2 separate regions of the Homo sapiens genome follow, and region 2 is linked to region 1. The links are chromatin contacts, found by Hi-C or POLR2A ChIA-PET in ENCODE. All regions are on one chromosome and are shown on one strand. The core of a region is the stretch at or near the end of the contact, and the rest is flanking DNA. Distances in the headings are between cores, read along the strand shown.

The links. A loop is a pair of places that touch in the nucleus more often than their neighbours do. ChIA-PET counts read pairs that join two places held with the same protein, here RNA polymerase II (POLR2A).
Region 2: a map with no recorded cell type shows a loop between it and region 1 (5-fold over the local background). The contact joins the promoter of RFFL here to the promoter of UTP6 in region 1. A Hi-C loop is called at or near these places in 1 of 37 single-sample maps with no recorded cell type. POLR2A ChIA-PET finds 5 or more read pairs at or near these places in 1 of 52 experiments (GM12878).

What each region holds. Positions count from the first base shown.
Region 1 is chr17:31,897,439-31,903,971 of GRCh38, reverse strand. It overlaps UTP6 (UTP6 small subunit processome component), which reads left to right and starts at 2,264. Exons shown (of 19, transcript NM_018428.3): 1 at 2,264-2,436; 2 at 4,242-4,326. The coding sequence starts at 2,345. RefSeq lists enhancers at 2,270-2,319, 2,005-2,596, 2,640-2,789.
Region 2 is chr17:35,059,696-35,066,199 of GRCh38, reverse strand. RFFL (ring finger and FYVE like domain containing E3 ubiquitin protein ligase) reads left to right here and starts at 2,493. Exons shown (of 7, transcript NM_001017368.2): 1 at 2,493-2,624. All of the region lies in intron 5 of RAD51L3-RFFL (RAD51L3-RFFL readthrough), which reads left to right. RefSeq lists enhancers at 2,312-2,411, 1,861-2,656, 1,743-2,942 and a silencer at 2,652-2,721.

The DNA.
Region 1 (6,533 bases), core at 1,015-3,514:
ACGTAATTAGGCCGGGCATGGTGGCTCACGCCTGTCATCCCAGCTACTCGGGGGATCGCTTGAACCCAGGAGGTGGAGGTTGCAGTGAGCCGAGAGCGCACCACTGCACTCCCCATTAGGCAACAGAGAGAGGCCACCAGGCCCAGCTAATTTTTTTGTATTTTTAGTGGAGACGGGGTTTCTCCATGTTGGCCACGCTGGTCTTGAATTCCTGACCTCAGGTTATCCGTGGCCTCGGCCTCCCAAAGTGCTGTGATGACAGGTGTGAGCCACAGTGCCTGGCCAGCGAGGCTCGGTCTTAAAAAGAACAACAAAACAAAACAAAACAATATAAAGGAGGAGCGTATTTATAGTTAGTTTGATTTAAAAATTGGGCGGGCGCGTTGGCTCACGCCTGGAGTCCCAGCACTTTGGGATGCTGAGGCGGGTGGATCATGAGGTCAGGAGATTGAGACCATCCTGGCCAACATGATGAAAACCTGTATGTACGAAAAACACAAAAATTAATTGGGTGTGGTGGCACGTGCCTGTAGTCCCAGCTACTCGGGCGGCTGAGGCAGGAGAATCCTTTGAACCAGGGGAGTCGAGGTTGTGGTGAGCCGAGATCGCGCCACTGCACTCCAGCCTGGTGACAGAGCGAGACTCTGTCTCTAAATAAATAAATAAAATAAAATAAAATAAAAATCATGGTTAATTTATGAAGGTCTCTATCAAATTTACTTTGAAATGATTACAGTCTGTCATAACTTGCTGACTTCCTTGTACCTAAAGAAATTTAGCAAGTACCTTTTCTTAGTGTCATGCATTTATTAACTGAGTACTTATTATATGGTAGGCACTGCTATAAGCTGTAGAGTATCTAGCCAGTCAAAAAGGAAAAAATTCCCTGCCCATATGGAGTTTACTATCTAGTGTCATCTCCACTCTTACTGTTAACACAGCCCCAGAGATTTTACTTTTACAAATAAATTCTATCTTTGTCTTACATTCGTGATTTCCTTCCACTTCTGACATGTCTTACAGCTGAAGGATTCAAGAAATGGTGTAGCACAAGCCAACCCTCGTCTCAGTTCTGAGATGAGTGGGTAAAATGTGAAAGGAAAGAAAGAAATGCAAGGCACAGAGGTGGAACATGGTTTTGCTGAGCCCATTCTCCTTTCATAAATCACACACAGGATCCAGGTGCTAATGTGAATGTTGAAATAAGCAGATTTAGCAAGAACTGCTGCTTTGGCTTTTTTATATCCAGAACTAAAAAAGAACTGAACCATGTAGTTATCATTTGAGGTTTACTAACTATACCAGCAATATTGCCTCCAAGCTGTGTTGCCTGGTGTTTCTCTTAGAAATGCTAAGTTGCTTGGGCAATGGTTTAAGGAGGGTGTCTATACCTTAGTGATTTATTTTGGTAATTCTCAAACTTTTCAATACAAAAATCTCCTTTTCTAAAAAGAATTTATAGTGTCTGATATTCACCTAGGGACATATATTTTGAAAGCTATTGCTTACAAAGACAGGATATTGATTTAAATAATAAACAATTCTATTTTATTTATTTATTTATTTAGAGACGGAGTTTCACTCTTGTTGCCCAAGCTGGAGTGCAATGGCGCGATCTCGGCCTCCCAGGTTCAAGCGATTCTCCTGCCTCAGCCTCCCGAGTAGCTGGGATTACAGGCGCGTGCCAGCACGCCCAGTTAATTTTTTTGCATTTTTAGTAGAAACGGGGTTTCATCATGTTAGCCAGGATGGTCTCGAACTCCTGACTTCAGGTGATCTGCCCGCCTCGGCCTCCTAAACTGCTGGGATTACAGGCATGAGCCACCGCGACCGGCTTTCAAAAATGTTTAATTGTACAATATCCTCCTCCTTTGCTTTTTTTTTTGTTGTTGTTCTTGGTGTTGGGAAGTCAGGACGTGGGATGGGAGACAATATTCTGAAGAAAATGCATCTCGTGTCCCTTTCAGGCTTGAGCAGCCCACCTCTCTACACCTGGAGGCGCTTTTCCTGATGGCTGTCCAAGTCTAGCGGCGCGCGCACTTAACCCCTCCCTCCCGTCTAGCCCCGCCCCTCAACTCCTGTCCGCTAGAGTCGTCCTGCCCAAGACCAGGGCGGGTTCTCGCTGCAATCCCACAATCGGCCACAGGGAGGGGACGGTGGCTGTAGAAGCCGAAGGGCCTTCCCCTAAGTAGGAGGTGGCGGAAGCGGAAAAGGCGGGACCTAGGGAGCACGTTACGTCCGGACGCGTCGGTGGTAGGGCTGGGTCTCCGAACCTGAAACCGGGAGCTTCCTGCTCGTGTTCGCTGTTGAGAAGCTACCCGCGGGGTTGTAGACCTCGGACCTCATGGCAGAGATAATTCAGGAACGCATAGAAGATCGGCTCCCGGAATTGGAACAGCTGGAGCGCATTGGACTGTTCAGTCATGCGGAGATTAAGTGAGAGAGGGTTGGGGAGAGGGAAGAGCTGAGGCGGCCTGAGGGGAGGTTGGGAGTGTGTGGCAGGGGCTAGATGTGGGGACGCTCGACCTGTGTTTACTTTTCCTAACGTGGTGGAAGCCCATTTCTCGTTTTCGGTGATGTCCAGAATTAATTTTTCATTCGTTGCAAGGTAATCCGTCCGTCTACTTACCCATCAGACGTTTTGACAGCCCTTCATGGAGCCGGGTCTTAGGGCTGTAAAGGTGATAAACCCAGGATTCCTGCTCATTAGGAGCTAATTGGGCAGAGTGTGGTGGGGGAGACAGACAAATTAAATATTTTGATAACAGTGTACTGTAAGTTGATTGTAGTACCTTGTACTGCTGTAGGGATGGGAACAGAGTGCTGTGAGAGCCCAGGGGGAGTGGATAAATTCCTAACTAGACTTGAAGGTGGGGACCATTGAAATCAGTTTCATATGCTACTCCAGAGCCTAACTACAGCGCCTGGCACATGGTAGACATTCAGTAGCGTGTTAAAATTATGTTTAATAGTTTTTAATGGTTTCTGTGACTGTTGCTTTGTTTTGCAACGTCTGAATGTAGTAATGTGACTCAGAGCTTCAAAGTAAGCATTCGTTAATGAAACACAAAACAAAGCAGTGTGGACGCTTAGAAAGTGCTCAGTTAAGGTTAATGTTACCATTACTAAAGACACCTGTCTTGCACATCTTGCATTAAATTCTCCTAATATATATTTGTCATATGTTCATTCCTTAGCTAAGGACTCTGAATCTTCTCCCGTAAGTCCTTCGTAGTAATAAGTCTTTTAAGGCAGACGCAATTTAGATTTTTAAAAAAATTTACATGTTGAGAACTCAGAAATAAGAGGAATTTCGGAAAGAAATTTATTATTAAAATTTAAGTGACCTGAACTTGGAGTAAAAGAAGTCTTTATTAATACCAGCCAGGCGCTGTGGCTCACGCCTGTAATCCCAGCACTTTGGGAGGCCGAGGTGGGTGGATCACGAGGTCAGGAGTTCGAGACCAGCCTGGCCAATATGGTGAAACCCCGTCTCTACTAAAAATACAAAAATTAGCTGAGCGTGGTGGTGAGCGCCTGTAGTCCCAGCTACTCGGGAGTCTGAGGCAGGAGAATCGCTTGAACTCGGGAGGCCGAGGTTGTAGTGAGCCAAGATCATGCCACTGCACTCCAGCCTGGGCGACAGAGCGAGAAAAAAACAAACAAAAAAAACACCATACATAAATGGTATAAAGTTCTTAATTGTATTTGCTTTGCTGGTGGGAATGTCATTGGTTTTGGGAGTTGATTAAGATGATTTTCCTGAAAGTTTAAAAATGAACCCTTAAGAACACAAAAGTAATTGTGTAAGAGAATACTTTTTTTTTTTGAGATGGAGTCTTGCTCTGTCGCCAGGCCAGAGGGCAGTGGCGCGATCTCGGCTTACTGCAACCTCCGCCTTCCAGGTTCAAGCAATTTTCCTGCCTCAGTCTCCCGAGTAGCTGGGACTACAGGCACGCACCACCACGCCCAGCTAATTTTTGTATTTTTAGTAGAGATGCAGTTTTACCATGTTGACCAGGGTGGTCTCAGTCTCTTGACCTCTTGATCTACCCGCCTCAGCCTCCCAAAGTGCTGGGATTCCAGGCATGAGCCACTGTGTCCGGCCGATAATACTTTCTTATGAAAGATAACTCTAGGAATTTCGTATTTTGAAAAACATGTTTTAAATATATTCAAAATAAACTTAAACGTTTAATTTTTGCAGTTTTCAAGTGAAGTTTAAATGGCTTTCTCCTCAGGGCTATCATTAAGAAGGCTTCCGATCTAGAGTACAAAATCCAGAGAAGAACCCTTTTCAAGGAAGACTTTATCAATTATGTTCAAGTAAGTGTGTAATTAATAATTTCTTTCTTTTTTTCTTTTTTGTTTTTTGGTGAGATGGCATCTCACTCTGTCACCCAGGTTGGAGTGCAGTGGTGTGAATGGTGTGATCTCTGCTCACTGCAACCTCTGCCCTCCAGGCTCAAGCGATTCTCCTACCTCAGCCTCCTGGGTAGCTGGGACCATAGATGCATGCCACCATGCCTGGCTAATTTTTTGGTAGAGACTGGGTTTTGCCACATTGCCCAGGCTGATCTCAAGGGATCCACCCACCTTGGCCTCTCAAAGTGCTGGGCTTACAGGTGTGAACCACAGTGCCCGGCCAATAATTAATAATTTCATTACTTTTTTTTGAGGCAGGGGCTCGCCTTTCACCCAGGCTGAAGTGCAGTGGTGCCATCATGGCTCAGTGTAGCTTCCACCTCCTGAGCTGAAGCCATCCTCCCACCTCAGCCTCTGGAGTAGCTGGGACTACAGGTGTGTGCCAGTATGGCTGGCTAGCTTTTGTGTTTTTTGTAGAGACAGGGTTTCGGCATGTTGCCCACGCCCAAAATGCTGGGATTACAAGTGTTTGTGAGCCACCGGGCCCAGCCTTACTTTTTTTATTTTTGTTTTTGAGACAAGAGTCTTGCTCTGTCACCCAGGCTGGAGTGCAGTGGCGCGATCTTGGCTCACTGCAACCACTGCCTTCCGGGTTCTAGTGATTCTCAAGTCTCATCCTCCTCAGTAACTGGGATTACAGGCGTATGGCACCGCACCCAGCTACTTTTAGTAGAGACTGGGTTTTGCCATGTTGGCTAGGCTGGTCTCGAACTCCTGGCCTCAAGCAATCCACCAGCATCGGCCTCCCAAAGCGAGTGCTATGATTACAGGCATGAGGCATCATGCTCGGTCCTAGCCTTACTTTTTAATCCCTTCACAAATTGATTGATTGGTTGATTAATTGAAATAGAGTCTCTCTGTGTCACCCAGGCTGGAGTGCAGTTGCACAGTCTCTGCTCACGCTCACCGCAACCTCCGCCTCCTGGGTTCAAGTGATTCTCCTGCCTCAGCCTCCCATTCCTTCACAAATTTAAAATCAGTTCTAGAATGATGAGCTTAACATCAAATTTTTTTTTTTTTTGAGATGGAGTTTCACTCTTATTGCCCAGGCTGGAGTGCAGTGGTGCGATCTCGGCTCACTGCAACCTCCGCTTCCTGGGTTCAAGCAGTTATCTGCCTCAGCCTCCTGAGTAGCTGGGATTACAGGTGCCCACAACCACGCCAGGCTAATTTTTGTAGAGACAGCGTTTCACCATCTTGACCAGGCTGGTCTTGAACTCCTGACCTGGTGATCCACCCGCCTCGGCCTCCCAAAGTGCTGGAATTACAGGCATGAGCCACCACGCCCGGCCAACATCAGTTTTTTAAAAAAATTAAAAGAATTCCAGAAACGTTCATTAGATAGATATTTCTGAACAGGAGTAGCATTGGGAGTAGCATTACTCCACTAAGACTGTAGTCCTGGCCAAACTGAACTTACTTTTCCCCTCCTCTTTCTCTCTTGTCGTTTTCTTTCTTTTTTTTTTCTACTGGGTTTGTAGATCAGAGATTGTCAGAGACATAGTGTGTATCAGGACTTCAGCAAGAGATTTGCCTCTTGGTGAGCAAGATAGAGGAGAGTGAATGTGATGAGTGTAGAGAATTGAAAAGTTACTGCTTGTTTATCTATTGTCTGTCCACTTGGAAAGAGGTGTACTGCAAGATTTTTTCATCTTGTAAATGCATGGAAGGTTTGAATAAAGAAAAATTATGTCAGACCAATTTTCCAGTGGGGGAGAATAGCTAATATGTTGGATGACGGAATCAGGATTCAGAAAGAACCAATAACAAGATCACATGTTTATAAGACTAGAAGTTTTGGTTGGGCATGGTGGCTCATGCTGTAATACCAGCACTTTGGGAGGCTGAGGCAGGCAGATCACCTGTGGTCAGGAGTTCGAGACCAGCCTGGCCAACATGGTGAAACCCCCATCTCTACTAAAAATACAAAAATTAGCCGGGTGTGGTGTTGGGTGCCTGTAATCCTAGCTACTCAGGGGCTGAGGCAGGAGAATTGCTTGAACCCAGGAGGTGGAGGTTGCAGTGAGCCAAGATTGTGCCATTGCACTCCCAGCCTGGGAGACAAGAGCGAAACTCCATCTCAAAAAAAAAAAAAAAAAAAAAGACTA
Region 2 (6,504 bases), core at 1,244-3,743, 3.2 Mb before region 1:
AAGCATAAATAGTTTTGGGTGTTAAGTTACTTGAGTTTTAAAATAACGTATTTTCTGTTTTTGTTGTTTTTTGTTTTGAGATGGAGTCTCCTTCTGTCGCCTGGGCTGGATTGCAGTGGCGCAATCTCGGCTCTGCAACCTCTGTCTCCTGGGTTCAAGTGATTCTCCTGCCCCAGCCTCTAGAGTAGCTGGGGTTAGAGGTGTATGCCACCATGCCTGGCTAATTTTAAAATAATGTATTGAAAGAACTTAGTCAGAAAGCCACAGTTATTATTTCTCCCATAGCCTCATATTCTCATAATTTTCATGTAACCTCATAAATCCTCAAGTGCCTGAAACCACTAGTTCAAACGAGTACCTTTTTAAGCTCTAAAATGTAATCCTCAACCTTTCCACTTTAAAAGGAAGAACTAGGATGGAGTGTGGCTATAATTTGGGGCAGTTGGTTAAAACTGTATCAGAGTCCCAAAGAGGGGAATGATAAGCTGCAGCAGCTCTGTTCACTTGCTCAATGGTGTTTCTCTTAGTCAACTTAGGAGTTCCATGCCTTTGGCCTTCAGGCTGCTCTTTATATAGTTCGTATCTGTCTCCTGGGCATAGTACTGTCTGGATTTTCTCTTTCTTTTTTTTTTTTTTTTTTTGAGACGAAGTTTTGCTCTGTTGTTGCCCAGGCTGGAGTGCAATGGCACAATCTTGGCTGACTGCAACCTCTGCCTCCCGGGTTCAAGCGATTCTCCTGCCTCAGCCTCCCGAGTAGCTGGGATTACAGGCATGTGCCACCACACCTGGCTAATTTTGTATTTTTAGTAGAGATGGGGGTTTCTCCATGTTGGTTAGGCTAGTCTTGAACTCCCGACCTCAGGTGATCCGCCCACCTCGGCCTTCCAAAGTGCTGCAATTATAGGCGTGAACCGCTGTGCCCGGCCCTCTTATTTAAAGTTCGCAAATACAGAACAGGTCAGGAGCTTTTCTAATCATTTTTTTTTTTTCTGAAGGAGGTTCCATATTTGTCTGTACCTTGAGAGTTGTTTCATACTAGAATTTGTAACTTATCATCAACTACAGAAATTTTTTTTAAAGTGTGGTTGAAGAGATAATGGTTGTCAGCTGCTATAAAGATGTGTTTATCATTCAGAAAGGACTAATTAACATGTACTATAGGGAAACTTCTTTAAACAAAGCCATTTTCTGAAAGGAAAACACTGAAGGGGAGGAAATAAAACAGGGAACATTTTATAATACCTTATCAAAGCTCAGCGTGGCTATCCTACTGGAATAATGTAATTAAGGAGAATTAAGTGAGTTGGATAAATAACTTTTTAAAACTAGCCCCTTGAATAGAAAATTAAGTAGTATAGTTTTTAAACTCAAATTCTGTCTGCACGTACATTTTAATTAACCTAACATTATTGAATGACAAGCTGAGTTGGCAGCTACATCCAGAGTTCATGCCATGTGAGACCTACCTTAAAGGATGAACGAAGCTGGGTGCAGAGGCCTCAAATGCCCTGCTAAGAAATAGCTGATGGCCTTGGGGAACTGTCATACATTTTAAGCAGGAAACAGAAGGATCTAATAGGAACTTTAGTTTCTCTCTTGTCAAATTAAAGCACACAAAAAGCAAGGACTTGATCTTTTTTTTTTTTTTTTGTATAACACCAATGTCAATTCTAGCCTGTCAGGGCAAATTCAGTAATTAATAGCTGTTGATGAGCCAGTCATTCTAGATTGATTTTTTAAATAAGCAGGCTAATAAATGAGAATTGACATAAATTTAGGGATGTCTCTTTTCAGAGCAAGTGTTAAGGTGATTTTCATAGTCTTCTGTATTCCCTATGCATCCAGTAGGTGTGATGGTAAATGATTTGGCTTTAGCATAGAGAATGTGGCAGCTGATTAAAAAAAAAAAATTCCAGTGCATCTATCTTAATGAGAGAACTTGAGTTGTCTGAAGAAATAGAGAGGTCAGAGGAGGCCTAGTGGGAAAAAAGAACAATGAGCCTGGTTAGAACTGACAAAAATTCACCCTAATGATTTGACTGGCTAATGATGACTGGGCAAGTTCCCTGAGTCCACTGACCCAGATGTTCTAATTTGTAAATGCAAAGTGACTTATTTATCAGCCTCCTGGGGAAATCTTCAGAGCTGTGAACCTGCTATGTTCAGTAATCTTGCTGGCCCCAGCCCCAGCCTGTTCTCAGATGAAATTTTAGAAACTGGCCACTGGAACTTTTTGGGTAAGGGCTCTGGAGGTGGCCAAGTTACCAGTAGTGGGGGAATGAGGTTTACCTGCCCCCAGTAATCAGCACTTGATTTAAAACAATCAGTGAGCTGCCTCTTCTTTCCTAGGTTGCAGTTGACTGCGGTTGGTTCAGGCTGAGTTGTTTGGGAAGTACAAATTTTGCCCAGCGTGAGTCAGCACTGCCCTGGGTAAACTCCCTGCTGTGTTGCAATCTTGCTTACCAAAGATACATCCCCAGGCGGCACCATTCACTTCACATGAAAGCCGCTGCTCTTGGTTCCTGAGATGATCTCATCTGAACATGGCTCCAGCGACCTCAGCCACAGGAACTAGAGACAGCTTGCTTTCTGTCGTGGCAATGTTTTGAAACTGGCAAAATCAGGTAACCTCAAACTGTTTTCTTAAGTTTCATTAGCTAGATGAAGCTGCATTAGAAACTGGGAAAATCCTGTCTTCAGAAGTGAGTCAGGTTTTTTTTTTTTTTTTTTTTTTTTTTTTTTTTGAGACGGAGTTTCACTCTTGTTGCCCAAGCTGGAGTGCAATGGTGTGATCTCGGCTCACTGCAACCTTCACCTCCCGGGTTCAAGTGATTCTCCTGCCTCAGCCTCCCAAGTAGCTGGGATTATAGATGTGCGCCACCATGCCCGGCTAATTTTGTATTTTTAGTAGAGACAGGGTTTTGCTGTGTTGGTCAGTCTGGTTTCGAACTCCCAAGCTCAGGTGATCCACCCTCCTCAGCCTCCCAAAGTGCTGGAATTATAGGCATGAGCCACGGCCCCCGGCCAGAAGTTTTCTTTCATTTGAGTTCTGGATGTGGAGTTAGGTCCAATTAAATCACTGATTATATAAATCTTAGAAAAGTAAAACGTTAGGTTTACAGCTTTATCCGTCATTTGCTCTTGTATTTTGTTTTTTTGTGTGTATCTTGTGAGAAACACTTTAGTCAAACTAAGCCATTGTTAAAGGAAAAGAAGTGAAGGCATTTGGTTGCCTTCCTAATAACTAAATATTGAGTTGTGGAGAACACTGTCTTATCAGTGAGTTTGTTCCCATATTCCTTTCTGAATTAATAGGAAGAACCTCCCTCATCTCTAATTCTACTAGGCTACTACTCTATCTCCCTCCTGCTTTTCATCGCCAAACTTTTGAGTCCTTCACCTAATCAGACTATGATATCTCTAGGTAGTCGTCACCCTCCAAATTACGTTTCTGCTCCTTATAATTCCAACAAATTGCCCACGTTCTCTTTCACCTCAGACCTTAGCATATGTAAGCGTTCTTTTACACACCTTCCCCAAGCTTAATCTGGCCAACTGGTTTCAGCCTAGAAGTCACCTCTTCCATGAAGCCTCTTCTTACTTACCAGGGTTGAGTACTCAGGAGAACCTGGTATTTACTCCAATCATAGTATGTATTGAGAATCAGGGTCTGCTTTGCTAGAATTGTATCCATGGTACGTTGCACATAGTAGGTTCTCAGTAAGGGTAGAATGAGCAAGAGCCTGTACTGTACTTTCTCAACTCTGATCCTCTCATCAACTCTTTTTTTTTTCTTCTGAGAGGAATCTTGCTCTGTCACCCAGGCTGCAGTGCAGTGGTGTGATCTTAGCTCACTGCAACCTCTGCCTTCCTGGTTCAAGCGATTCTCCTGCCTTAGCCTCCTGAGTTGCTGGGACTACAGGTACGTGCCACCACGCCCAGCTAATTTTTGTATTTTTAGTAGAGACAGTGTTTCACCATGTTGGCGAGGATGGTCTCGATCTCTTGACCTCATGGTCCACCTGCCTTGGCCTCCCAAAGTGCTGGGTTTACAGGTGTGAGCCACCGCGCCCGGCCTTGTTCATTCTTTTTATGCTCACATCTTTAAATGTGCTAAACCCTGTTGATTTTGTTGGAGTACTGTTTGATGTGTGGCTTTTCTTCATTCCCACTGTCATTGCCTTAATTTACCAGAGGTCAAAACTGGACGTTTAAAGTCAGGCTGGGCACGGTGGCTCACGCCTGTAATCCCAGCACTTTGGGAGGCCGAGGTGGGCAGATCACCTGAGGTCAGGAGTTTGAGACCAGCCTGGCTAACATGGTGAAACCCCATCTCTACTAAAAACAAAAAATTAGCTGGGCGTGGTGGCACGTGCCTATAATCCCAGTTACTCAGGATGCTGAAGCAGGAGAATCACTTGAACCCAGGAGGTGGAGGTTGCAGTGAGCGAGGATCACACCACTGCACTCCAGCCTGAGCAACAGTGAGACTCCATATCAAAAAAAAAAAAGAGTTTGAGACCATCCTGGCCAACATGGTGAAACCCTGTCTGTATTTAAAAAAAAAAAAAAAGGCACGCCACGCATGGTGGCCAGTGCCTGTGGTACCAGCTACCCAGCAGGCTGAGAAAAGAGAATTGCTTGCACCCAGGAGGTGGAGGTTTCAATGAGCTGAGATTGTGCCACTGAACTCCAGCCTAGGCACAGAAGAAGACTCCATCCCAAAAATCAATCAGTCAGCCTAAGGGCTTAAAATTTTGTGTGTGAATACTTTTAGGCACCATCAGAGAGAAGGCCTGTACTCTTCAAAGATTACGGATACCACCATTTTCTGACATCTTACACACTGAAGACTTAGCATTTTACCTGCATTGCCTCTAGGAATTTGAGTTTGTAACTCCTAGTTCAGACCCTTATCAAATGGCCACTCCTCCATAAGTCTTTCCTTGCTCCTATCTTCTCCATATTGTTGCCCAAGTTATCTTTTTAAAGTCCACATCTAATCTTTTCATTTAAGGTGCCATTTGTTCCCTGTTTTCCACTTAGCTTGACTTCTAAAAGCTTTCACAGTTGGATTCTTTCCTACATGTTGCTGTTAACCATCTCATCTCCCTCTCCCCTGGCCATTTCTCTCCTCTCCAGCTTCACTGAACTTCTCATGTTAACATTCCATGGATATACCATGTCTTTTAGGACTCTGCCTTTTCCCAATGGACTCTCCCTTCTCTAACTGGCAAGATACTCATCCCTCAGGACACTTAGTTCATATATGCATCTTCTCTGACTTCTCTGTCTTTTCTGACAGACAGCACTGTCTGTCTCTTCCACTAGACTGTTGAGTTCTTTGACTGAACTTGGTGTCCCTGGACTAGAGCTTGGCACCATCAGAGAGAGTGGCTGACGTGGATCTCCGGGCTCAAACCGTTATTCTTTGCAATATTAGAAGCTTTTTTGTTAGATGGCATGGTTTTTCATTCCTATTTGATGAACATGAGCCCATGGCTGCTTATTTTGTATGTGTTACCTGCCACCATCAAGTAATCATTCAAAGTTAATTTGAAGATTTAAAGGGTTTGCTGAGATCTAGTCCCGCAATATCACGACATTTTTATGGTGTTTTACAAAATTATTTCCCTCATATGGTTTTATTTGCGTTGGGTAGGCTTTATTTATTATCCCTATTTTACCAGTGATTATAAAGCTAGTCTGATACCAAAGCATATATACATTTAGGTAAGACTCAGAGAGAAAACATGGTTCTTACACTGCATTAAGCAGCTGGTTTGTCTCTTAATATAGTAGTTAAATATACTCTATCAGGTTCCACAGAAATGGTGCCTTTGCTCGATAGGCAAGTGCTAACGGTCTTGCCTTTTACAAGGCCACTTTATCATCAAGGTAGGAGGAGGAGGTACTCTGAACCTGCCTGACCTATGGGAAGGCCCTGGTTGTGGTTAGAGACCTTGATTGAAATTAATGGTGTGCGTACTCCAACCTCTCAGGTTTTTCTTTTATACTTCAAATATCTGGAAGTTGTGAAAACCTGCTGCCCTGGTGGAGTATCAAACCAGGCTGGTGAGTGAAAGCGGTCATCCCAAAATGGAGTAAGCTGAGTGTTAAGGGCAGAAAACCTTTTACAGTTATAGTAAGTAATTAACTTTTTAGATCACTTCACAACTTTTGGAGTGCTAAAATGCCATATTTGGGACTATGAGAAATTCCATTATAAAAAGCTGAACCATTAGAGCTAGGAAATAATCTCTGTTAGATATTGGCATATGGTGTTCAATTTTGGGTCTCTCATACTTGAGAGGATAATTAAAATGATTAAAAGGTTGAAAAACAGGTCTTATCATTATAAGTTTTAAAAAGGGGGGAAAGATTTTAGCCTAGAGAAAGAAAAGCTAAGAGATAACTTCATTATCATCTTCAAATACAAGAATAGTTTTGCCAGGGGGATTTTTATTAATTATTCTTCATGAACTTCAAAGATTTAAGAGGAAA